Linked DNA regions of Homo sapiens: region 1 is linked to region 2. A link is a loop called in an ENCODE intact Hi-C map of the cell type or tissue named here. Cell type or tissue: Calu3. All regions are shown on one strand. Links, peaks and the distances in the headings refer to the core of each region. The heading gives the core; the rest is flanking DNA. Region 1 overlaps KCNK5 (potassium two pore domain channel subfamily K member 5). Region 2 has its middle 34 kb from the start of KCNK17.

Evidence for each region. Hi-C counts contacts between places; a loop is a spot of excess contacts. Peaks named below come from ENCODE experiments on the same cell type or tissue, not always from the same donor. Only the 100,000 strongest peaks of a DNase experiment are listed, where the experiment ranks them.
Region 1: it touches region 2 in a loop (2.6-fold over the local background); 4 of 110 quality-filtered maps call a loop at or near these places.

The regions. Positions count from the first base shown.
Region 1 is chr6:39,184,941-39,196,803 of GRCh38, reverse strand. KCNK5 (potassium two pore domain channel subfamily K member 5) reads left to right here. Exons shown (of 5, transcript NM_003740.4): 2 at 817-928; 3 at 2,044-2,210; 4 at 2,467-2,635; 5 at 5,049-7,833. The coding sequence ends at 5,914. Among named protein-coding and RNA genes, the nearest start is that of KCNK5, 39 kb to the left of the region's middle. In Calu3, for the core only: a CTCF peak has its summit at 6,670; DNase peaks (open chromatin) are centred at 3,145 and 6,673.
Region 2 is chr6:39,274,559-39,286,421 of GRCh38, reverse strand. No RefSeq gene overlaps it. Among named protein-coding and RNA genes, the nearest start is that of KCNK17, 34 kb to the left of the region's middle. In Calu3, for the core only: no CTCF peak of the experiment used is centred there; DNase peaks (open chromatin) are centred at 4,928, 5,801 and 6,071.

The DNA.
Region 1 (11,863 bases), core at 2,680-10,679, 90 kb after region 2:
GGGGATTGATAGCACAGTTATGAGTCACCCTGAAATGTACTCACCCTCTGATCTGTCCCTTCCCAGACAGCTGCTCAGCCCAGGGCAGAGAGAGAAAGGGCTACAGGGAAGGGAGGGAAGTGAGATCCCACAGGGGAGAGGGTACATTAGAGTCCTAGGCTGGGGGAAAGGAGGACCTGCTGATTTGCATGCCCTCCGAGGACAAGTCAACAGGGCACTGAGCTGACCTGAGCAGGTATCCTACAGTAGGCTGAAGGGTATATGGGGGGCCCCTCCCCAGCCAACCCTGAACAAGGACCTGGTCTCTGCAGGTAGAACACCCTCCATGGAGGGCTGGGTGAGGCACAGGGGACCTCCTTGTGTGTGTCTGCCTCACATGTGCTTTTTTTGAGAGGCAGAATTAATCTAGTGCAGTGGTTCTCAAAGTGTGGTCCCTGTCCACAGCATCACCTGGGAACATGTTTAGAAATGTTCCTTCTAGACCTCCTAAATCAGAAACTCGGAGTAGTAGGGGCCAGCAGTCTGTTGAACAAGATTTCCAGGTGATCCTGGTGCATGCTAGTAAGTTGGAGAAGCATTGACTCAGTGAAAGAATGAACTTTGGAGCCAGATTGCCTGGGTTCATATCTTTACCTTGGGTAAATCAGGTAACCTCTCTGATCCTCTATACAATGTTTCATCTGTAACATGGAGACACTGCCACCTTCTTCTTGTGATGACTAAATGAAAATGCTTACAAGGAGTTTAGTGCAGTTCTGTCAATCAGCATCTGTTAAGTGTGGCCTCAGCTCTGACCTTTACTGTTTCTCATTTTAGGTGGTATCTGATGCTGCAGGACAGGGTGTGGCCATCACAGGGAACCAGACCTTCAACAACTGGAACTGGCCCAATGCAATGATTTTTGCAGCGACCGTCATTACCACCATTGGTAAGTCTTCTGGGACCTGTAGGACACCCACATCCATGCCCTAGCTCCTCAGAACCTTTCTAGAAACCCAGCTCTGGTCACTCAGCCCTGTTGGGGGTACAATCAGATCAGTTGCAGGCTATTCTTTTGATACTTTCTTAGGGATTTGTTAAGTCCTTGGTAGCTGATCATGCCTGGGAAGGTTTCCTTGAGTCTTGACCTGGGCTCTTTGAGCAGAAACAATGACACAGCCTCATGGCCAGAGCCATGCAAGAGATTAACCAGACTGCTCATTGCAGAAACCCAGATCATGACTACTTACCAAGCTGGGTGTCTGTTTCAGTTCTCAGGCTGCATAGCCAACCAGTCCAGAAGTTTGGCTCAGAACGCAGCTTCTTCTCTTTCACCATTCTGTCAGCTTGACTGGGCTCAGCTGGCTGGTTCTTGCTTGGGCTCCCAATGCAGTGGCAGTCGAACAATGGCTGGGCTGGAGTCTTCTGAAAGCCAAACTCATCTGATGGCCCAGATGGCTCCTCCCATCACAGATTTGACAGTTGATGCTGGCTGTTGGCTGGGAGCTCAGCTGGGGATGAAAACACAAGGCCTCCGCATGTGTTTGGGAACCAAGGCGAAAAGCAGCAGGCTTCTTAGACCTCACCTGTCCAGCGTCTCTTCCGCTGCCTAGACTGCTTCTGTTGTCAAGCCACTAAAGCCCAGATTCCAAGGGAAGAGGATTAGATGACACCTTGATGTGAGCAGTTGCATAAGAAGGGAGGGAATGGAGGATGGCTATCTTTGGAGACCATCTACCACAGTGCTTCTGGGGAATCTACACAGAGAGCATGTCTTATAACTTGCACAGTGGTACCATATAGACTAGTGGAAGACCTGTTGACCAGGCTTAGTCCCTGCCTTCAGGGAGCTCCTTGTATGATGGAGGAGATACAGCTCATGTCATCATAATTGCTTTATCAATGATCATGATCAGAGTATGATCAAGGGAAATATCATTACTTAAGTACTGACAATAGATCAATATCAATTTATCTTAGAGAACGGGCTGTGTGTGTGTTGGAAGCAAGGCCCACTGGTTTGACCACCCCTCCTGTTCTTGGCCTCACTCTCTCCTTCCTCAGGATATGGCAATGTGGCTCCCAAGACCCCCGCCGGTCGCCTCTTCTGTGTTTTCTATGGTCTCTTCGGGGTGCCGCTCTGCCTGACGTGGATCAGTGCCCTGGGCAAGTTCTTCGGGGGACGTGCCAAGAGACTAGGGCAGTTCCTTACCAAGAGAGGTGTGAGTCTGGTATGTCCCCTACCCTGGGTGTTGGGCAGAGATGGGGGAACCATGACAGGTGAGGGGAGGACAGGAGGCCTCTAGGAATTGGACCAAGGGTGTAAGGACAGATGGCAAGAGGATAGTTTCAGAGCTCCTTGCCCTCCCGGGTCAGGCTGGGTACCCAGCTAGCTTCTCCTCTAGCTGCCTCCCTGGCCCTCTGGGTGCCTTTGCTGGGTTTCCAAGTCTCCACTATTCTCTGACTTGGCCTCCTGCTCCCCATCAGCGGAAGGCGCAGATCACGTGCACAGTCATCTTCATCGTGTGGGGCGTCCTAGTCCACCTGGTGATCCCACCCTTCGTATTCATGGTGACTGAGGGGTGGAACTACATCGAGGGCCTCTACTACTCCTTCATCACCATCTCCACCATCGGCTTCGGTGACTTTGTGGCCGGTGAGTCCCTGCCTCTGCCTCCCACCTCTTTTTCTGCTTCTTTGGTTTCAGTGCAACAGACCTATGTTGGGGGTGCCCTAGGTAGGGTTCCATGTTCTGGGCACTTCTCTTACCCAGTGGGATTCTCAACCCACTCTGCCATTTGCAAGAGGAAACTAAGACCCAGAGTAATGACAAAAAACTCTTTTCTCTCTGGTTCCCTTTCTCAGACATGGCCTTTTTCCTCCTCCTTTCCTCTCTGCTCAGTCTCTGATCTCCTCTCCCTCAGTTCTCCCATGACTCCTGAGCTTGGCTTCATGGGGGACTTGCAAGTAGGGCCTTCTGCCTGCACGGTTGGTACCTGCTACCCAGGGAGCCCCTGAGCCCACCAGCACCCACTCCACGCCCTCAGCAGCCTTTCATCTTTCACAAGAGTGGAGGGAGGTGTCCTGAAGGCATGGCTCAGAGGCCTGGGGCTTTGTTCCTGCTGTAGCAGCTTAAAGACAAGGGAGGCCTTCTCCCCAGCTGCCCTGCCCCCAGCCCTGACACTCCCTCCTACTCCTCCCCTGCTTAATCCAGGGAAGTGATGAGGTTCTTTGGCCCCTTTGTCTGAAGGCCTGTTACCAGCTGGCCCCAGCCACACATGTACTTGTGTTTGTGGCCTGCACAGCATCTTGGTTCTTAATCTTCTTGACACCCTGTTTGACCCTGTTGACCCACCACCCCAGTGACCTCAACTTCTGCTCCAGAGGCCTCTGTTCTGTACCCCCTCCCTTTTGCCCAGAGGGCAGTGGGAGGCCACTAGCCTTGTGCTTGATGTATGTGGCATCTGGGAGCAGTTGGCTGAGTTGGGGGAGGAACAGGAAAGAGAGGCACAAACACTCCCCTGACCCTGCCAAGTCCGGGCCTGCTGTCCTGGGCAGTACATGTGGACAAGGCACAACCCTGCCATTGTCCAGCCCTTGAGGCCCAGAGCAGGCTAAGGAGGTGCCTCTGGTATTAGGGAAATACAGATGTACACTTAGCCATACTTTCTCAGCACCAGCAAGACACCAAACCCTGCCTCAGCTTTCTCTTCTGTAAAATTAGTAAAAATAATAATTACTATTCATGAGTGTTAAGGGTAGGGCCTGGCTATATCAGTGTGTGCCCTCATTACTGTCATCATGAAACTCTGCTTGTGATTGAGAGCCTTGAGCAGGATTAACAGGACCACTCAGGGCACCTGCTATCTGAGCCCGGTCGTGGGAGGAGAACTGACCGGGCTACAGCACCTGGAGGAACCTCTAGTCTGATGAGAGAGGTAGCCCCCTTCCTCCAGGTCCCTTCTGTAAGTTGCTCTTGTATCTAGTCGAGGGGGCAAATGGAATACAGGTCAACATGCCTGTACATGTAGTCGTCAACGACATTTCAAATAATCCTGGAGTGTAGGGGGAACCTTCAGAGCTGTAGGGGGTAAGCCAAGAAGGCTCCCTGCAGCAGGAGGGGGATGTGGAGCAGACAGAGCCCTCCTCCAGGTCAAGGGAGAGCTGATCTGAGGAAGTCAGGGAGGCAGACCAGACCTTCAATGAAAATAAAAATGGTTCAGCGTTTCTTGCCACGGTGGGTGCTTCCTGGGTCATCTCAACCTAACCACCAGCCTTGTTTGTAATCCACCAGTGTGAGTCTAGCCCCAGCTTGGAGGGTGCTGGGGGCTCCCTTGTGTAATATCCATCCATTCCGTTTTTAAGTGAACTGTATCATATACGCAGAACAGCTGGGGATGGTAGAAGAATTAACAGAAAGGCAAATACTCATGAACTGTTTCTTGACCTGTGTGTCGGTTACATTGCCAGTCCCCCAAAGCCCCTTTAGCTTCCTTCAAAGAGTCACTGTCTTGACTTTTTTTTTTTTTTTTTTTTTTTTTGAGACGGAGTCTCTGTCTGCTGCCCAGGCTAGAGTGGCAGTGGTGTGATCTTGGCTCACTGCAACCTCTGCCTCCCGGGTTCAAGCAGTTCTCCTGCTTCAGCCTCCTGAGTAGCTGGCCCGCCACCATACCTGGCTAATTTTTGTATTGTTAGTGGAGCTGGGGTTTTACCATGTTGGTCAGACTGGTTTCGAACTCCTGACCTCAAGTGATCCACCTGCCTTGACCTCCCAAAGTGCTGGGATTGCAGACGTGAGCCACCATGCCTGGCCTGTCTTGACGTTTCTAGTTGAGGAAACCGAGACTCAGAGACAGGCTGGAGACTGGGATGGGGTCATGAATGATGGCAGGCCCAAGCCCTTGAGGAAGATGGGATAGTCCAGGGTCTAGAACAGGCCCCTTTCTATCCCACTGCACCCCCGTCCTGTGCTCTGGCCTGACCCCTGCTCAGATCACACAGCATTGGCCATTGCACATTTCCCGGGCCCTGCTAACTCTTCCTGACCTCTGGACTGCCTGTCCGCTCAGGTGTGAACCCCAGCGCCAACTACCACGCCCTGTACCGCTACTTCGTGGAGCTCTGGATCTACTTGGGGCTGGCCTGGCTGTCCCTTTTTGTCAACTGGAAGGTGAGCATGTTTGTGGAAGTCCACAAAGCCATTAAGAAGCGGCGGCGGCGACGGAAGGAGTCCTTTGAGAGCTCCCCACACTCCCGGAAGGCCCTGCAGGTGAAGGGGAGCACAGCCTCCAAGGACGTCAACATCTTCAGCTTTCTTTCCAAGAAGGAAGAGACCTACAACGACCTCATCAAGCAGATCGGGAAGAAGGCCATGAAGACAAGCGGGGGTGGGGAGACGGGCCCGGGCCCAGGGCTGGGGCCTCAAGGCGGTGGGCTCCCAGCACTGCCCCCTTCCCTGGTGCCCCTGGTAGTCTACTCCAAGAACCGGGTGCCCACCTTGGAAGAGGTGTCACAGACACTGAGGAGCAAAGGCCACGTATCAAGGTCCCCAGATGAGGAGGCTGTGGCACGGGCCCCTGAAGACAGCTCCCCTGCCCCCGAGGTGTTCATGAACCAGCTGGACCGCATCAGCGAGGAATGCGAGCCATGGGACGCCCAGGACTACCACCCACTCATCTTCCAGGACGCCAGCATCACCTTCGTGAACACGGAGGCTGGCCTCTCAGACGAGGAGACCTCCAAGTCCTCGCTAGAGGACAACTTGGCAGGGGAGGAGAGCCCCCAGCAGGGGGCTGAAGCCAAGGCGCCCCTGAACATGGGCGAGTTCCCCTCCTCCTCCGAGTCCACCTTCACCAGCACTGAGTCTGAGCTCTCTGTGCCTTACGAACAGCTGATGAATGAGTACAACAAGGCTAACAGCCCCAAGGGCACATGAGGCAGGGCCGGCTCCCCACCCCACCTTTGATGGCCTCTTCCCCCCTCACCCTAGGGTGTCCCGAGATGACCGGGACGCCTGGCCCCTGGTGGGGGGGCAGCCTCGGAACTGGGAGTGGGGGGCCAGGGGCCTTCCTAACCTTCCATCATCCTCAGCTAGATGTATGCCCGGGACAGGGCCTCTGTTCTCCAGCTGAACCATACCCTGGCTGTGGGGGCATCTGTCCTGAGCTTGGCTGGTGTATCTCACAATGCAAAGACATGCTGGCTGGCGGGACAGGTGGGCAGGACTGACCCTGAGGAGGCCTTGCCTGCAGGGTCTTTGTCTCACCATTTGGTGGAGTATCACACGGTTCTCTGAGGTCTGGGGCCTCAGCTGTTTAAGTTTACCGGTATTACTGAGCTCGGCATTTGGAGAGGGAGCTCTGAAGTGTCTGGGGAGGTACCGCTGTGCGTGGGGTCAGGTGTTTCCGTACCACAGCAGGAGCAGGGCCCGCCCGCATCCCAGCTGTGGGCCTGCCGGTCAGGTCGGGCACCTACTACAAACCGTAGTGGGGTGGAGGCTGCTGGAGGTGGGAGTGAGGAGATGAGGGCAGGGTCTCAAACAGTCCTGACTCACAGGGCCTGGAAACAAGTCCTATGTGGGCCTGGGGCCTGGGGTCCTCATCCTCCTTGTTGGTCTACTCAGGCCCAGCCCAGAGCTGTGTTCCCTGTCTCAGGTCAAGCAGTGGCAGACGCAAGGCTTTCTGTGGGCCCCCAAGTGGTAGGAGGGAGAGTAGCAGAGCATGGGTTACTGGAAGCCGGGACTGCTAGGGCTGGTGGCCAGGGAGCTGCAAGAGTGAGGCTCAGCTCTGGCTGGTTCTGCCCTTACCCCTCCTGCCCGCCTGAGAACTGCACACCCTGCCCGCTGGCCCCAGGACCTGCACTCCCAATCCTGCTGTCTTCTCCTTCCCTGTGCCCTGAACAAGGACCTCACTGCCCGCCTTCCCCTCCCACCAGCCCCCTTGGGCCAGGCAGGGTGAGGCCAAATTGCTCTTGGCCCACAAATGGGTGATGGTCAGATATGTGAATCAAGCTCCTTTCTCTAGCTAGTGTTTGATGTGCACGTGTGTGTGCACAGTGCGTGTGTGCACACGCACACCTGTGCACTCGTGTGTGTTTAAGAAAGGAAAGGATTTGGGCTGGGGAGCAAAAGATAATGTGAAACTGTTGGTGGACTCTCTGGTGAGGGGTGGGCAGAACTTGCTGCTACTAGAGTTCTTGGGTTCTCCATGATGTTCACCCTGGGGCTGGCCCACTGTGTCCTGAATGTTTTTGTTATTTTTTGTTTTATTTTTTAAACAAACTGCTGTTTTTATATACCTGGAATCTGTTGTTGGCTTCAGAGCCAGTGGTTAAAGAGCAGGGTCCCAAGGATTGGGAGATCTAGTGTCTGCCCTCCTGCCCTGCAACTCAATTGGGCCTTTTTCGGTGACCTCATCCAAGGCCATGATGTCAAGGGCCATGTCCCCAAGCAGAGGTGGAGAAGGGGACACTGAGGTGAGCAAAAGCAGGAAGGGGCATCCACTGCGGGTGACTGGAGGCCGGGCAGGAAGCAAGTCATCAGAGCCGCTCAGCTCCGTTCACTCTCTGCCTTCTGCCCCACTACTGTGGGGCAGTGGGGCCAGAGCCCACCTCCCCAACATGTGAAGACAGTGATGGGCACGTGCCCACACCCCCACTTCTCTAGCCGTTTGCAGAGGCCGCCACCCAGCAGGGGCCTGAAAAGGAGCAGCCTCGTATTTTTCTGTGAAATGTTTTAATGAACCATGTTGTTGCTGGTTGTCCTGGCATCGCGCACACTGTATGTACATACTGGCAACGATGTCAAATGTAATTTATTTTAACATTTTTACAATAAAACATGAGGTGGACAGGCCAGCTTGGTGTGTGCTGTGTGTGGGTCAGGTTAGAGAGGGGTTGGCTTCTGGCCTCTGAGCAGCAGGGGAGCCTGGGCGCATCCACAGAAGATAGAGAGGACTCAGGACAGACTGATAAGAGGATTGGATGGTCTGGAGGGGAGAAAAGAATGAAAAGAGATGAAGAGAGCGGGGAGAGGCAGGCCTCTGTGGGGAGGTAAGGACGCGGGAGGAACATTGCAGTAGAGGTTTGAGAATCAGGAAGGAGTGGGAGGAGCAAGGGGAGAGGCGGGGTGATCATGGCAAACGCATGTCACTCACCACTTTGTCAGGCACTAAATGCTTGCACTGAATAATACGTGAGTGGACTCATTTGACCTGGCAAGAACCCTGAGAGGGCATCAGTACATCTCCATTTTATAGACGAGGAAACAGGCACAGAGAAGTTGCCTTGTGCAAAATCTCAGTAAAAATGGTGAGACTAGATTCAAACCCAGGCAGCCCAGCTCCTGTCCCCTCTACCACTGTGATGAGATGAAAAAGACTACCTGTGGTTTTGTGGCACACCCAACATCTCTGGAAAGGGCTCCTGTCTCCAGGTAGGTGGACCAGAGAACTTGAGCGAAGCTCAAGCCTTCTCAACTCAAGGGGTGGGCAGGAAATGTAGAGCCTGAGCGTGGGCACTGTGGACTGGAAAGAATGTGAAGGAAGAATGGAGCCAGGCTCAGCCGGGCATCTGTCTCCATCTGTCTAAAGGGAGGCTTTGTCAGGCTTCAGCTGTTTGGGGACTGGCCCCTTCTATGACCATTTCAGGGCTCAGCACCAGAAAGGATGATTTCTGAGTTCATTGGAAAAAAAAAAAAAAGTATGATTTCCGGAGTGAACCACATTTTTCATGAGGGCATGGATGTGTTTACAAAGGATTATATGTATTTACCAGCCAATTCTGCAACGACACCATCCCTCCCTCTGCCAACATCACTCCCTCTTGCCCTCTTTCTGCTCCCCCCGACCCCTCTCCTGCCATCACACACAGGTCCAAGGTTCTCCGGTTTTGCTTTAATCACATTCAGCCTCAAGGCAATAACAGTTCCATAACACTGTAAGCCCCACCTTTATTCAGCACTTGGCCTGTTCACAAACCCCATTGACAAACATAGCCCAGGTTATTTGGCCCATCTACAGTTGAGACGAGAGCTTGGGGAGCATGACTTCCTAAGGGCACCCAGCTGGACTGAGGCACAGTTTTGCAGAACTGTGTTCACAGATGATAAAGCACAGACCCAAGATTGGGTGGAGGTGTGGCCTTGGGTCACTGTGGCCAGGGTTAGTCTGGAGCTTTCTGAGTAAGAGATGGGAGGTAGGGCAGCAGCTAGAGCAAAGGGTGGGGCCCAGGAGGCCTCAAGTTCCCCAGGGGTCATGAGCAGGGGAGGGGTACCATGTGGAGGCATGGGGAACATTCCATCACAGTCCGGGGAGCTATAGGGTGGATGGGAGTGGGGCCGGTGGAGGAGGCTGGCGAGTGGCGGAGGAGTGGCAGATGGGTGGGAAGTCACTGGAGATAACACTAGCAGGGAAATCCTTCTGTTGAAGTCATTGATGTTTTGTTGTTGTTTTTTGAGACCGAGTTTCACTCTTCCCCAGGCTGGAGTGCAGTGGCATGATCTCAGCTCACTGCAACCTCCACCTCCCGGTTCAAGTGATTCTCCTGCCTTAGCTCCCGAGTAGCTGGGACTACAAGTGTGAGCCACCACGCCCAGCTAAATTTTGTATTTTTCAATAGAGACAGGGTTTCACTATGTTAGCCAGGCTAGTCTTGAACACCTGACCTCAGGTGATCCGCCCACCTCGGCCTCCCAAAGTGCTGGGATTACAGGCGTGAGCCACCGTGCCCGGCCGTCATTGCTGTATTTCTAATGCAAGGCAGAGATAATTGGATTGGTGAGATCTGGCGACTTGCTGGGGTCCTCGTGGAGGCAGCACTCCTCCTTTCATAGGCCCCAGGGCTCCATTCCCAGCAGGCTTCTCCGCTGTCCTAGTAAACCAGCACCTGCTCTCCACCAGCACCACCTGGGCTCTCCATTATTTGTTCCACTAATGTTTACTGAGCACCTATGTATCATTATCCTCATTTTACAATGAGGAAATTGAGGCAAATATAGGATTTTTTCCAAGCTGAAACAACTATTAACTGGCAGCAAAGCAGCTTCCCTGACTTGCATTCTCATTCCTCATTCTACCCTCTAAGTTTCTGATCTGACAGGGGAGACATCTTCAGAGAACCCAGAGTCTGATGGAGGTGAGAGACAGCGTCTCCCTTCAAGGAGTCTAATCTGACAAGGAGGAGAGCACAGAAAGACCCTCAGGGTCCCAGCTGGGCTTCTTATCTCCTGCATGATCCTGGAGGAGACATTTAGCTCCCTGCCAGAGGTGATGAAGAGAAACCAGGATGTTTGGGTTTCACCTCCTGACTGGAAAGAGCCAGGCAAGGTAATCAGCAGCCACCATTGCATCTGAAGCTCTCATAAGTCTGGGGTAGAGTGGTGGGGAGGGACAGGCAAGCTGGGCTGCACAGCTCTGGGTGGGGCCTCCAGAAATGAGGCCCCTGAGGTTTGGTCTCAGCTCTGCCATTCATCTCTCCATTCTTGAAATAACAGGTTCCCGGTTTCCAAATTCATGCACAACTGGTCCAGGAACCAATGACAACTCGTGAATTGTCAGGATGTATTTCACAGTGAAAACCCCTCCCTAAGATCTCTGTCCCGTCTATCCATCATGGCCCCATCACCAGGGTCCAGGCCACCTGGCCCCTCACCTGGATCTCCCACAACAGCGTAGGGCCTGGCACCTGGTAGGGGGTCCACAGATATTTGTTGAATGAATGAATGAGCCCCATCTGCTGGTCTCCCTGCCTCTAATACTGACTCCCTTTCTACCTGGCCATTACTGTAGCCAGCAACCTAAACTCAAACCTGACCCATTTCTTTTCTGTTTTAAACTCCTCAGGGGCTCCCCATTGCTCTTCCACCCCCTCCCCCCCGCCCCACCTCTCTCTTCAGCCTCCTCTCCTTTCCCACCTCTCTGGGCTCCAGCCACTTTGCCGTTGCTGTTTCCTCTGCCCTGATGCCCTTCCTCTCTCTCTCCTGGGTAAGTCCTGAGACCTAGTGGGATTAGATATGGATATCACCTTCTCTGGGAAGACTTCCACAATTACCTGTAGCCCTCCCGGATTCTGGGCCAGGTGCTCCTCCTCTGTGTTCCAGAGCCCCTTCCTCAGTAAGCTGCCTCTCTCCCACCGAGCTGTTCTGATGTTGTTCCAGCTCCCTGCCTCCTGGTCTTATGCCTCCTCCCCTGACTGGGAGCCGCTAAAGGGCACAGGGAGTAGCTTGTCCACCTTCAGATTCCTGGGAGCCCAGTGTGGAGAGGGGCCCAGCTTTTCCATGTTTACTAAATGGAGGGTAAATGAACTAGAGGCCTGGCCCCTCCTACTGGTAATTCAGTCCCTCTCTTCCTGGGGCAGAGGCCAAATCAGGGGGCAAGGCTTGTTCCAGAAGGGCGAGTCCCCACAAGGCCAGGTGGATGATCTTGAGGGCCCTTGTGGCAGGCTGAGTTGGCCTGGTGAGTCACCTTATCTTGTGCCAAGTCACTTGAATCTGCAGGGCAGTACTGGAATAAAGCACACCTTATTTCTCCCCACCCCAGGGAGCACTGTCATTGGCACCCCCTTTTCCACTTGCCCCATCTCCCCATCTTCACCTCTTACTGTTCCCAGGTGATTCCGGGAGCTGGGCCTCCCAACCCAGCAGCTCCCCAGTCCCCACGGTTCCCTCAGGATTACCTCTGCTCCCAGCAACCCTGCACACCGGGCCCAGCCTCTCAGTTCATAAAGCCCTTTCACACCCATTCCTGGGTGGGATTACGCAACAGCAGGGAGCCAGGTGCAATATTTTACAGGCCTCAATTTAAGGGCCTTTTCCAAATGAGGTAATAAATGTTTTGGTTTGATTTTCCAGGAAAACAAGGCCTAAGGCTAGAACTGGGAGATGGTCAGA
Region 2 (11,863 bases), core at 1,934-9,933:
GCACTTTGGGAGGCTGATGGAGGAGTAGAGCTTGAGTCCAGGATTTCAAGACCAGCATGGGCAACATGTTGAGGCCCCATCTCTACAAAAATAGAAAAATATTAATGGAGCATGGTGGCACACACCTGTGTTTCTAGGTACTCAGAAGGCTAAGGCAGGAGGATCTCTTGAGCCCAGGAGGTTGAGGCTGCAGTGAGCCGTGATCTTACCACTACCCTCTGGCCTGGGAAACAGAGGGAGAACCTGTCTCAAGAAAAAAGAAAGTGTTCTAAAATAGACTGTGTTGAAGTTGGCGCATATCTATGAATTATACTAAGAACCATTGACTTGTACAATTTAAATGGGTAAACTGTGTGGTATGTATATTATATCTCAATAAGCCCATTTTTAAAAAAACAAAACCCACTAGAAGATAAACTTCAGGAGGATGGGACTTTGCTAGCTCCTGACTGTCTCTGGCGTGTGGTGGGCACCCAGGAGCTGTTTTGTGACTGGTAAATGAATGAATGCTTGACCTCTTTCTCCCAACCCCTCACTGCCAATTCAGTGCAAAATCCTATTGTTTGACCTCTAAGTTCTGGCCGCTTCTCCCCAGCTTCACTGCCACCACGCAGTTTCACACTACCATTTTCTCCATCTCACAAGAGCCCCCTCCCATCCATTCTCCACGCAGCTGTCACAGAAGCCTTCTAAAAAGACAGAACTGATCTGTCCTGCCTCTGCCAAAAATGCCTCAATAATTTCCCATTGCTCCCAGGACAATGTGCAAAACCCCAAACATGGCCTCCAGGCCACCTTGCCTGCCTTGGCTTCTCCACCTACCTTGCCTGCCTTGGCTTCTCTGTCACCACCATACTCTGCTCTCCCCTCTCTGCAGTAGGTATCAGCTCTCCTGGTTCCTCAGACACTGCCTAGAACATGGGCAGAGCCTCCACTCACCCCATCCCACACACCCACTCTCCTCTCCAGTAGAGCTCAGCTCCAGGCCATCTCCTTACAGGGCTTCCCAGAAAGAGGCCATAACCCGCTTCGTAGGTCCTCACATCTCCCTGAAATCTCATGGCACTTACCATGCAAGCTTGTCATTATATATCTATTTGGGTGTTTATTTCAATTCAACTCAACCAATATTTATGGATGACCTGCATGCCAGGTCCTCTTTCACAACACCTCCTCCTGGTCCCATCCCCAACCTACAAGGGCTCCCTGTCTGCCTCTGTCCCTTTGCCCCTGAGAGGCCAGGACCAGCCCAGCCAGTAGACTCCTGGGCAGATAATGACAGCAAAGACACAACAACTGGCCATGCACAGTGGCTCACACATGTAATCCCAGCACTTTGTGGGGGCCAAGGTGGGTGGATCACTTGAGGCCAGGAGTTCAAGACCAACCTGGCCAGTATGGCAAAACCCCATTTCTTCTAAAAATACAAAACTTAGCCAGGCATGGTGGCAGGCACCTGTAATCCTAGCTACTTGGAAGACTGAGGCAGGAGAATCACTTGAACCCAGGAGATGGAGGTTGCAGTGAGCTGAGATCGCACCATTGCACTCCAGCCTGGGCGACAGAGCAAGACTCTCTCAAAAACAAAAACAAAAACAACAAAAAGACGCGATAACAACTGCCACCCAGTCCAGCCTTTCCAGGGCCCGACTGGCCCAGCAGTCAGGGCCAGTGAGGAATGGATGGGCAGAGCATGAGCTGGGCACCTGGACAAGTTCTAGATCAGCTCTGCCACTGGCTGGACATGAGGCCTTGGGCCAATCCCTGCCCTCCCTGGACTTCAGTGTCCTTATTTATAAAAAGAGTCTCTCGGTCTGACTTAGGAGAGTATTCTTTGAATCAATGACCAAGATCTTTATAAAAAGTTCATGATGACAGGGCTTCGGGTTTCACTCATTCACTCTTCAATCGTTGATCATTGATTCATTCATTAATCGCCATATATTTATCAAGCATCTCCTCTATAACAGGCCTTATTCTAAGCTGAGTTGTCACAGGGACCAAGACAATGACAGGCAGGGCCTATTGAGGATACAGATATGGGGCCACGGACACAAACACATCAACAGGCAATCCCAGTTCTGTGTGTGAAAGGAAAAATATAATGTTCTTTATTCTTTTTTTTTTTTTTTTTTGAGACAGAGTCTCACTCTGTCGCCCAGGCTGGAGGGCAATGGCGCGATCTCTGCTCACTGCACCCTCCGCCTCCCGGATTTAAGTGATTCTCCTGCCTTAGCCACCTGAGTAGCTGGGATTACAGGTGCTGGTCACCACACCCAGCTAATTTTTGTATTTTCAGTAAAGACAGGATTTCGCCATATTGGCCAGGCTGGTCTTGAATTCCAGTCCTCAGGTGATCTGCCCACCTCGGCCTCCCAAAGTGCTGGGATTGTAGGCATGAGCCACTGCACCTGGCCATAATATAATGTTCTTTATTTTCTAATAATGCCATCTTTATTTCAAGTGCTGCCTCAAATGAGGTAGAAGGAGAATATATCTGTTGTCAATGCTGCCTACTCCTTTTCTGCCATCACCTCCTTTCTTCTAGTCCAGGAAAAGTATTTATCAAGTCAAGGAAGGGATGGGGAGCAGGGTGGGATTCAGTTACTGTGGATATGTAACAAAAAAATTCACAATTCAGGCAGGGCTCAGCGGGGACACTTCTGTTCTGCTGGGCATCCGCTGGGGAAGCTGGAAGGCTGCAGCAAGATCATCTGAAGATTCACTCACATGCCTGGCTGTTGGCTGAAAACTTAGAATATGTACAGGTGGCCTCCCCATGTGGCCTTGGCTTCCTGACAACACGGCGGCTGGTTTTCAAGGGTGAGTATGGACAGAAAGAGAGAGAGAAGCTGAACTGCTGCAATGACCTACCCTGGGAAGATTAGGCTTGCGCCACATTCTGTCCACCTAGTCGTCTCAAGATCCCACTCAGTTTCAATGGGATGAGGAAATATCCAACTCTTGATTGGAAAGGTTCTGGAAGAGCATGTGGAAAAGAAACTATGGCCATGGCCACGTTTGAAAAATACAAGCTACCACAAGAGTGGGGAATGGTCCAGTTTACTTTTTTTTTTTCTAATGTCTCCCCTTTTTTTTTTTAATGACTTAAACCTTTCAGTTCCCCTAAGGGCTTAGGATTCAGGACACAAAGTCCAGTGACTTTTCTGCTTTCTGCTTTGTCATGGTCCTCCTGAGGAAATAAGGACCTCAGTTAACATCTAGCAAGTAACACCAACCAGGTGGAAAAGTGCTCTGAGAGCCACCCTGGCCTGAGGAATTGGGAAGCTGGGAAGGGAGGAGGAAGGAGAAAGTGGCCAGATGTGGAAGAGACAGGTAGGGCAATGAGGGACAGAGGGACGTCAGGGTAGATGCTTAGTGCTCCATGCAGGGAGGGAACAGCATGTGCAAAGCTGCTAAAGGAAAAAAAGAAGAAGTCAGCATTGAGACAGAGCTGAGAGACGAGGAGGGTGAGATTGGCAAACCAGTTAAACTTTATATGAGGAGTCTGGTGTGAAGTCATGGAAGGAAGGGTTTTAAGCAAAATAATGTGATAAGATTTGTATAAAGCCTACCTTGAATAAAGTGAAATGGATTCAAGAAGCATTTGAGAAGCAGAAATATTGGGTCTTGTTGATGTATTGGGTATGGAGGAGGGAAAGGGAAGCTTCCCCCAGGTGCTCACAGCACCTCCTTCTCAGGGTTTGCCCAGATTCTGGCCAGGAGGCCACAGCCACTGCCAGGAGCCAGCACAGCCCACTGCATGCCTGCAAAGGCGGGCCATGGCAGGACAAGACCTCCTGGAATGGGATGAGACATGCACTCCCAACTGTCCACAGCTTCACTAGGGCCTTCATCCGTGAGCAGGATTCCCGTCTGTTCTCTCCCCAGGAGCAGAGCTCAGTAGCCTCTGACAAAGGGACTTCTCAGCCAATGATGCGGGAGTAGAGGCCTAGCAGGCTGGAGGGCAGTGGGGAGGAGGAGCTGCAGGGCATCCTGCAGCCAGAGAGCACCCCCTGGGTGAACAGGTGACCCAATCTGCCTTCCACAGGAATCACCAGGAAAGGTGAGGCCAGGAAGGATAGAGACGCTTCTTGCACACCTGAGTGGGGAGATGCGTCTGCATTGGGACCAAATCTGAAGTTACCTGGGCCCCTGGGCCACCTGCTCTGGGCACCCAGCACTAGCACCATTGTGCCCAGGGCAGGAAAGCCACAGGATGAATGTGCCCCACCTTCCTAGAGCAGCAATTTGGCTCAAAGAATGTGAGGAAAATATTATTTTCACATTAAACAGTATGATGAAGTAGAATGTAAGATGCCTGTGTGGATATTCAATAAACGGAAGACTTGCGATCCCACTGGTGCTCTGGGTTGGCTGTTTTGAGCCAAGCCCACGCCCACACACAAGCCTTCAGGGGAATGTGGTGTGGCTCCTTCAGGTGCCTCTCTGGTGGAAAAGTCTGAGGAAGATCACAGGCTTCGTTAACACCCGCAGTCCCGAGGATGGCTCTGCAACAGGATCTGCTGCTGGGAACGAACAGCAGTGTGTGGAAGGGGCCCCCAGGCCACACAGGTGTCACCTCAAGGAGCAGCTCCCGGTCACCCACAGCACTGAGAGGTGGTGGAAGTGTTGGTAGTGTCTTTCACTGGTGGAAGGTGACCTCTCCTGGAGCTGGTCTAGGCTCCCAGCAGGTCGTTCCTGTCACCTATCCTGCCATGGCAGCGCAAGTCAGTTCTCTCTAGCCGGCAGCTCCCATTGGGGATTGCAGCCAAGGAGAGTCCAGGTGGACTTTAGTCAGCCAGCAGTGGAGAGGAGACAGGAGAGAAGCCCCTCCTTGCACAGTTGACTTGGGCTCTGGTTTTGCTGGCAGTGCCCAGTTCTGGCACCTTTGCCCCCTGGTCAATGAGTACCAGGGTGGCTCTGGGTCAGAACAGTGACCAAAGGGCTGGGTGGGAGTGGACAGGTAGTGGGAGGGGCAGTGAGAGATGCAGGAAAGGGCTGTAGCCCTTTGTGGTCTGACTGAGAGAAGGAGAAAGGAACGAAGAGCAAGCACAAGCACGGGGGAGAAATGAGGGACTTTCTGTGTCGTCATCTTTTCCTGGTGTGAGGAGAGACCCTACCAGGCGGACCCAGGCCATCTGCTCTGCTCTAGTCCGTGGGCCCAATAGGACCTCTGCAGAGGTACCCAATGGCCCATGGCTACAGTGGACCTGGTACAGAAGAAAGAGAGCTGTACCCACTCCTCAGGAAGCCCCAGTAGAAGGGATAGAACGAAGATACAGCCCCGTCCTCAGGGCCCTAGTCTGAGGGGAGACGCAGCCCCGTCCTCAGGGAGCCCCAGTCTGAGGGGAGACGCAGCCCTCTCCTCAGGGAACCCTAGTCTGAGGGGAGACGCAGCCCTCTCCTCAGGGAACCCTAGTCTGAGGGGAGACGCAGCCCCGTCCTCAGGGAGCCCCAGTCTGAGGGGAGACGCAGCCCTCTCCTCAGGGAACCCTAGTCTGAGGGGAGACGCAGCCCCGTCCTCAGGGAGCCCCAGTCTGAGGGGAGACGCAGCCCTCTCCTCAGGGAACCCTAGTCTGAGGGGAGTGGTCTCCTTAGGTCCCTGCAAAGGCCCTTGCCTCCCTCACCACCTGTACTTCTGTGGCTTTGCTCCAAATTCATATAAACTGAGATGGGAAATCCTAGGAACTGAAACACTGTTAATCACCCTTTATTATTGCCCTTCCCTGGGTGACTCAGCCGTAGGAAAATCACAGCTCCTGAAGTGAACCCGGAAAGAAAACTGAAAGGGAGAGTGATGAGTGAGAGTCAGCTACTGCCACAGCCTTGGCAGCCACATAGCCTTGTCCCCAGAGGTTGCTGCTCTCAGCTGGTCACAGGCAGCTCCTGTACGGACAGAGGCAATGGGGTGGGTCTGGGCCAGGGGACGCCCAGTCCCCAGGGAGCCCCTGCAGCAGGGCTGGCCCTAGATCCATGCAGGGGCCAATGCACAGTGGTGAAAGCCTGGGGTGATCTCAGGGCCAGTGATTTGCTGTCCAAGCCTCTGACTCCTGCCCTTCCTGACTCAACCACATCCGGTTTGGGCTCTTGCAGGCTCCCACCTGGAACGCCCTCTCTTCCCTCCTGCGTGCCACACCCCGCTCTCTGGCAGCCCCTGATGTCCTCCTCAGAGCTGTCCTCACACCCTCTGTCTCAGCCCTTCTGGGTACTTGCTGTCACCTGACTGACTTGGGGTATGTGGGGTCTTTTGTCTTTTCTTCTCACTTGGACCCTGAAGCCTCAAGAACAGGTGCTTCCTGCAACAGAATGTGCTCAGCCCTTAGGAAAACCTGAATGAAGGAAGGAAGAAGGAAAACCAGAACCCAAACTTTTAGTTTTCTTGGCAGAACCAGAGATTGGGGGCCATGAAATGCTACGGGACACTGACCTGGCTGCCTTTCCCTAGGAGTGTGAGAGGACGAAACTTCTCCAAGCTAAAGGGGGCTTAGAAATCACTTGAAAACAAGCTCTTTTGAGGGGAAGGACCGGCCAAGGCCACCCTGCTTGCCAGCAGCAGAGCGAATGCTCATGCCGGGGTCTGCTGCCTCACTCCCTCTGCCTGACCCTCCACCCTTGTACCTGGACCCTGGGCTTTGGGCCAGGCTGAAACCCAGAGCAAGACATACTGTTCTGTGCTACTCCAGTGGGGCGAGGCGGGCAAGGCAGCCATGGCAGTGGCTGACCTGCTCCACCCACAGTGGGCACATTTCATCACCATGAGGGCTGGTAGCTTCTGTGGCCCAGGGAAAGCTATGCTTTGCAAACACTGAGCTACCTGGATCCCCATCCTGGTTCTTATGCAAGCACTCGGAACATTCCAGCCCCAGCCAGTGGTGAGAGCACAGCTGCCTGGATACCCTTCTCCTGCCAAGGCAACTCCTGGGGTCACTGTAGCCTGAGGTCCTGGCATGGGCTGCTCAGGAGGGGTCCTGCCCAGTTTTTCCTACTGCCAATGGCAGCAGTGTTTCCTACTGCTGATGGCAACGGTGTTTGGAGATAATCATAAAAATTATGATTCTAGGTTACTCTACCTGGCACTTCACAAACATTTTATCACCTAGTCCTCTTATGAACCCAATGAGGTAGCTACTGTTATTATCCCCATCTTTCAGGAGAAAGGCATTGGGGCCTGAAAGGGGCAGAGACCTGCCCAGCTGGCACAGCCAGCGTGTGGTGGAGTCGGAACTGCCCAGCTCCAGACCCTTGTTTTCCCTCACCGCACTGCCAGTGACCCAGCTGCTGCCACACCCTCCACCCTCGAAAGTGCTCCCAAGGAGAAGGCCACCTGAACTTCGGGCACGAGAAACAAGCCCTCTGGATAAGTTACAAAATGCTACAGGTGCTGGGGAAATAGGTGGTGCCAGGACCCTCTGCTTAGCCATAAACAGTGCATATTGAAACCCACTTAGGTCGGGTGTGGTGGCTCACACCTGTAATCCCAACACTTTGGGAGGCCGAGGTGGATGGATCACTTGAGGTCAGGAGTTTGAGACTAGCCTGACCAACATGGTGAAACACCACCTCCACTAAAAGTACAAAAAGTAGTCAGACATGGTGGCACGTGCCTATAGTCCCAGGTACTCAGGAGGCTGAGGCAGGAGAATCACTTGAACTCAGGAGGTGAAGACTGCAGTAAGCCGAGGCTGAGATCGCACCACTGCACTCTAGCCTGGGTGACAGACTGAGACTCTGTGTCAAAAAAAAAAGAAAAAAGAAAAAGAAAAAGAAACCTACTTAGGATCTCCCCTCTGCCTGATTCACCTGGTAGGGAAAGAATAGAGATGAGAACTAGCATTTGGCATCAGAGAAGCATCCACTGGGTGCCAGCCCTGGGACAGGCACTTATAAGATGATGACATTCAGCCCCAGGCAGAGCAGGTAATTTGGAAGTTCTTCTGTGTTTGAACCATCTGTGTGATGTCCTGAGGGCAACAGCCTCTACTGAGGGTGCTCAGGGCTCCACCCTTTGATCTTTCCTTCTCAATACTATGATTAGAGACCATGATCAAGACACACCTACCTACTGAGTTTCGAGGCCAGCAGGGTGGGCTAGCTAACACGGTGGAAGACAGGCTAACACGGTGGAGGTCAGGATCTGGATGGCAGTCTGCCCCATCAATATGAGTTGGTGTCCTTCAACATTTCCTACAATGGCCATCGAGGCCCTATTTGTGCCAGGCCCTGGACACCCGAATGGACAATAAGGGGTCACAGCCCTGGATGCAAATTGAGGGGGTTGAGTAGAACCACAAGAGCTATTGCCAGCTTCAGAGGCCACCCCCAGGATAGAATGATTAACTTGTGGGGAGGGTCAAGAAATGGTGTACAGGAGAGAGGCTTATCTGAGCCCAATTTTGAAAGACAAATAGAATAATAGGGTTCCTGCCCATGTAACCGCAGGATTCGTGTGAGAATCAGATGAGATAATGGGGACAGAATCTTGTGACAGAATCTCTTAAATCTTTAAAAAAAATTTAAAAACAACTTCTATATTTCCACTGGTTAGGAAATTGAAGCCCAGAAAGGTGGTATGACTTGTTCAAGGTCAACCAATGATTTAGAGGCAAATGCAAGACTCAAGACAGACCTTCTGATTCCAGCACTGTGTTCTGGCTTGTATTAGTCCATTTTCACACCGCTATAAAGAACTGCCTGAAATTGGGTAATTTATAGAGAAAAGAGGTTTAATTAACTCACAGTTCTGCATGGCTGGGGAGGTCTCAGGAAGCTACAATCACGGCAGTAGGGGAAGCAGGCACGATCTTACATGGTAGCAGCCGAGAGAGAGAGAGAGTAGGAGGAACTGTCAAACACATAAAACTATCAGATCTCGTGGGAACTCACTCACTATCACAAAAACAGCATGGTGGACACTGCCTCCATGATCCAATCACCTCCCACCAGGTCCCACTCTTGACACATGCGGATTATGGGGATTACAATTCGAGATGAGATTTGGGTGGGGACACAGAGCCAAACCATATCATAGTGCCTCTAACTGACTTCCATTGCCAAAACTGCTTGTCTAAGTATCTTGTTTATGAATGTTACTATAGAGTGGTGGCCCTTTACACTGTAGTATGAATTAGTGGCCAGCATGCTTGACAGAGAGCGCAGAACAGGGCAGTGAGGGAAATGTAAAAGTGGGAAGAGAGGTTGGAGATGAGAAAGAGACAAGTTGGGAATATGTAAGGCTGGGGGCCAGGAGGAACATTAAACTTCCTAGGGGACAGGTTTGTCCCCCATTTAACATTAAATTAAATGGGGGACAAGGAGGTTTGCATGGAAGTAGGAAGAGAGCTCAGGAAAGAGAGGTGAGGGTGCCAAACACAAACTTTACTATATGATCTGAAGGCCCTGTGTCCAAACCCTTCCTCCCCAGAGTGAGGAGCTGGGCCTGGGGTAAGACAGGAGAGACCTATCCTATGGGCTCTCTCTGAGCCTCCAACTCCACTGAGAGCTGTCCTGGCGGGAAATGGGAGTCTCACCTCCATATTCCCTTCCTTGTACAGAAGGGAAGAGGAAAATAAATAAGAATAGGAGATCTTCATTCAGGCTTCATGGGCCATCCCTGCCCCCACCTGGAGAGGAGGCTTGCAGTGACTCTTCCTTGTTTACTAGAAACCATAAGCTGGCAGTGAGGATTCTTGTTCATTATACCAAAGTGCAGAGTCTAGAGCCTCATCCCCCAGGTTAACTGGGCTCAGAGGATAATCCAGTCTTTTTTTTTCTTTATCTGTCTTCATTTTTGTTGACTTGGCCCACTCCACCCTCTCTCAACCTACATGATCAAGCCATAGAAGCAAATTTGCAGAAGACAAAACAAACAAAAATGTAAAGCAGAAAATTTGAAATGCTCATTATTCCACTCCCTAAGTGAATAAATTATTGGTTAACACTTTGGCACACTTTCTCTCTGTCTTCGTACCGGAAACATACCTGTATATTTCCCAGGAGACCAGATGGCCTGTGTAAAGTCTTCATATGCAGCTCCCTGACTCATAGGGGTGTAGGGAACAGTTTTCTTTTCTTTTTTTTTTTTTTTCTTGTTTTTTTTTTTTGAGATGGAGTTTCGCCCTGTAGCCCAGGCTGGAGTGAAATGGCATGATGTCGGCTCACTGCAACCTCCGCCTCCCAGGTTCAAGCGATTCTCCCGCCTCAGCCTCCCAAGTAGCTGGGATTACAGGCATGTACCATCATGCCCAGCTAATTTTGTATTTTTACTATAGATGGGGTTTCACCATGTTGGCTAGGCTGGCCTCGAACTCCTGACCTCAGGTGACTCACTTGCCTCGGCCTCCCAAAGTTCTGGGATTACAGGCGTGAGCCACCAGTCTTCTTTCTTAAAAGCCCCTTGGGCACCCATAGAAAGGCTGGTCTGTGCATCTTCCTGGTGGATCCTGGTATCAGATCATTTGCATGTATTGACCTTTCAGGCTGATATACATGAACATCCCTGGGACATGGACCAAACCCTAATTCCACAAGTGCAGACAGTCCTTCCACCTCCCTGCCACCACCCACCAAGCTGGGAACTTGAGGATTCTCTGCAAATCCTACTCTTCCAACCTGTCCCTTAATCTAGAGGAACTTCGTCAACTTCATGCCCGTCTGCTGTGGCCTCAGAGTTGGAGCCTTCTCTTATTCTCAAAATTAACAGCGTCTGTCTGGACCTGGTCCATTCGGGGTAGTTCAGCTAATCCCTGCCAAGCTAGCCTGAAGGCACTTATACTCCATGGGTCAAAATGTCTTAATGTGCAAACTAAAGATGCTAACTGATAATAACAGTAGCTGCCAATCACTCAGGGCAAGGCACTATACTGGGTTCTTTAGATTATTGTCTTTACAGCCCCATCAGAGGACACTCCTAGATCCCACTTTACGGATGGGGAAACTGAGACTCAGAGATGTAGGCTGATTTGCCTAATGACACCTGGCAGGGGAGTCCAAAGCCATGGGACTTTCCCATGGGAAAGGAATGGGACCTTCCCATTCCTCTCCACTGTCTCCATGATGCCCAGTGAAAAACATTTTAATATGTCAGTGCCAGATGGAACTTTTGCTCATCCCAAGATAGCTCCATAGTAGTGCACTATCCTGACATAATTCCCACAAAAAGCACAAGATCTCACCTCTTAGTTTACCTGAGTGGCCTTTTCTCAGCTAAAAGCACACATCCCACGAGACTATTTAAATCTTGCAAACAGCTCTATCACCTCTGTCACTGCCTTCAAGGATGCCCTGGGAACCCCAATTTGGAAACATCTAGCAAGGTCAGCATATCCAGTCACTGGCCTCCCACCAGGTGGTCAGTTATCTTGGGGATCTCTGTCCCATTCAGTCACTCATTGGTGAGTTCTTGAGCATCTGATATATGTTCAGGACTGAGCTTTACATAAAGGTACGGCTCAGACCCTGCCCTCGGGCACTCACAGGGGTGTGTGTGTCTGTGTGTGTGTGGTTCTTTGTAATCTGGATGTACCTGTCCATGAAATGTCACAGGTCAGGTTATCTGGGAAGAACCTGCAGAGATGAGGAAAGGTTTGCTGGGGAGTGAGTCCGAGGAAAGGAAGCAGGCAAGAGCAGGATTGGGCAGAGACCATGAGACCGTGAAGCAGATCTGACCCCTATCCACCAGCCCAGTGGGGAACTCCTGAGCAAAGACTGCCCATTAGAGGAACCTTGAGTTGGTAATGGCCAGGTGCTAGAGCCACTACTGTGCTTAGCCACCTGAGTCAAGGCCAGTGAGGCAGCCAGGGCGTAGCATGTAAGGAGGTGCTTGCACACTCCTGCAGGTGAGCACATCCTTAGATTCTTTTTT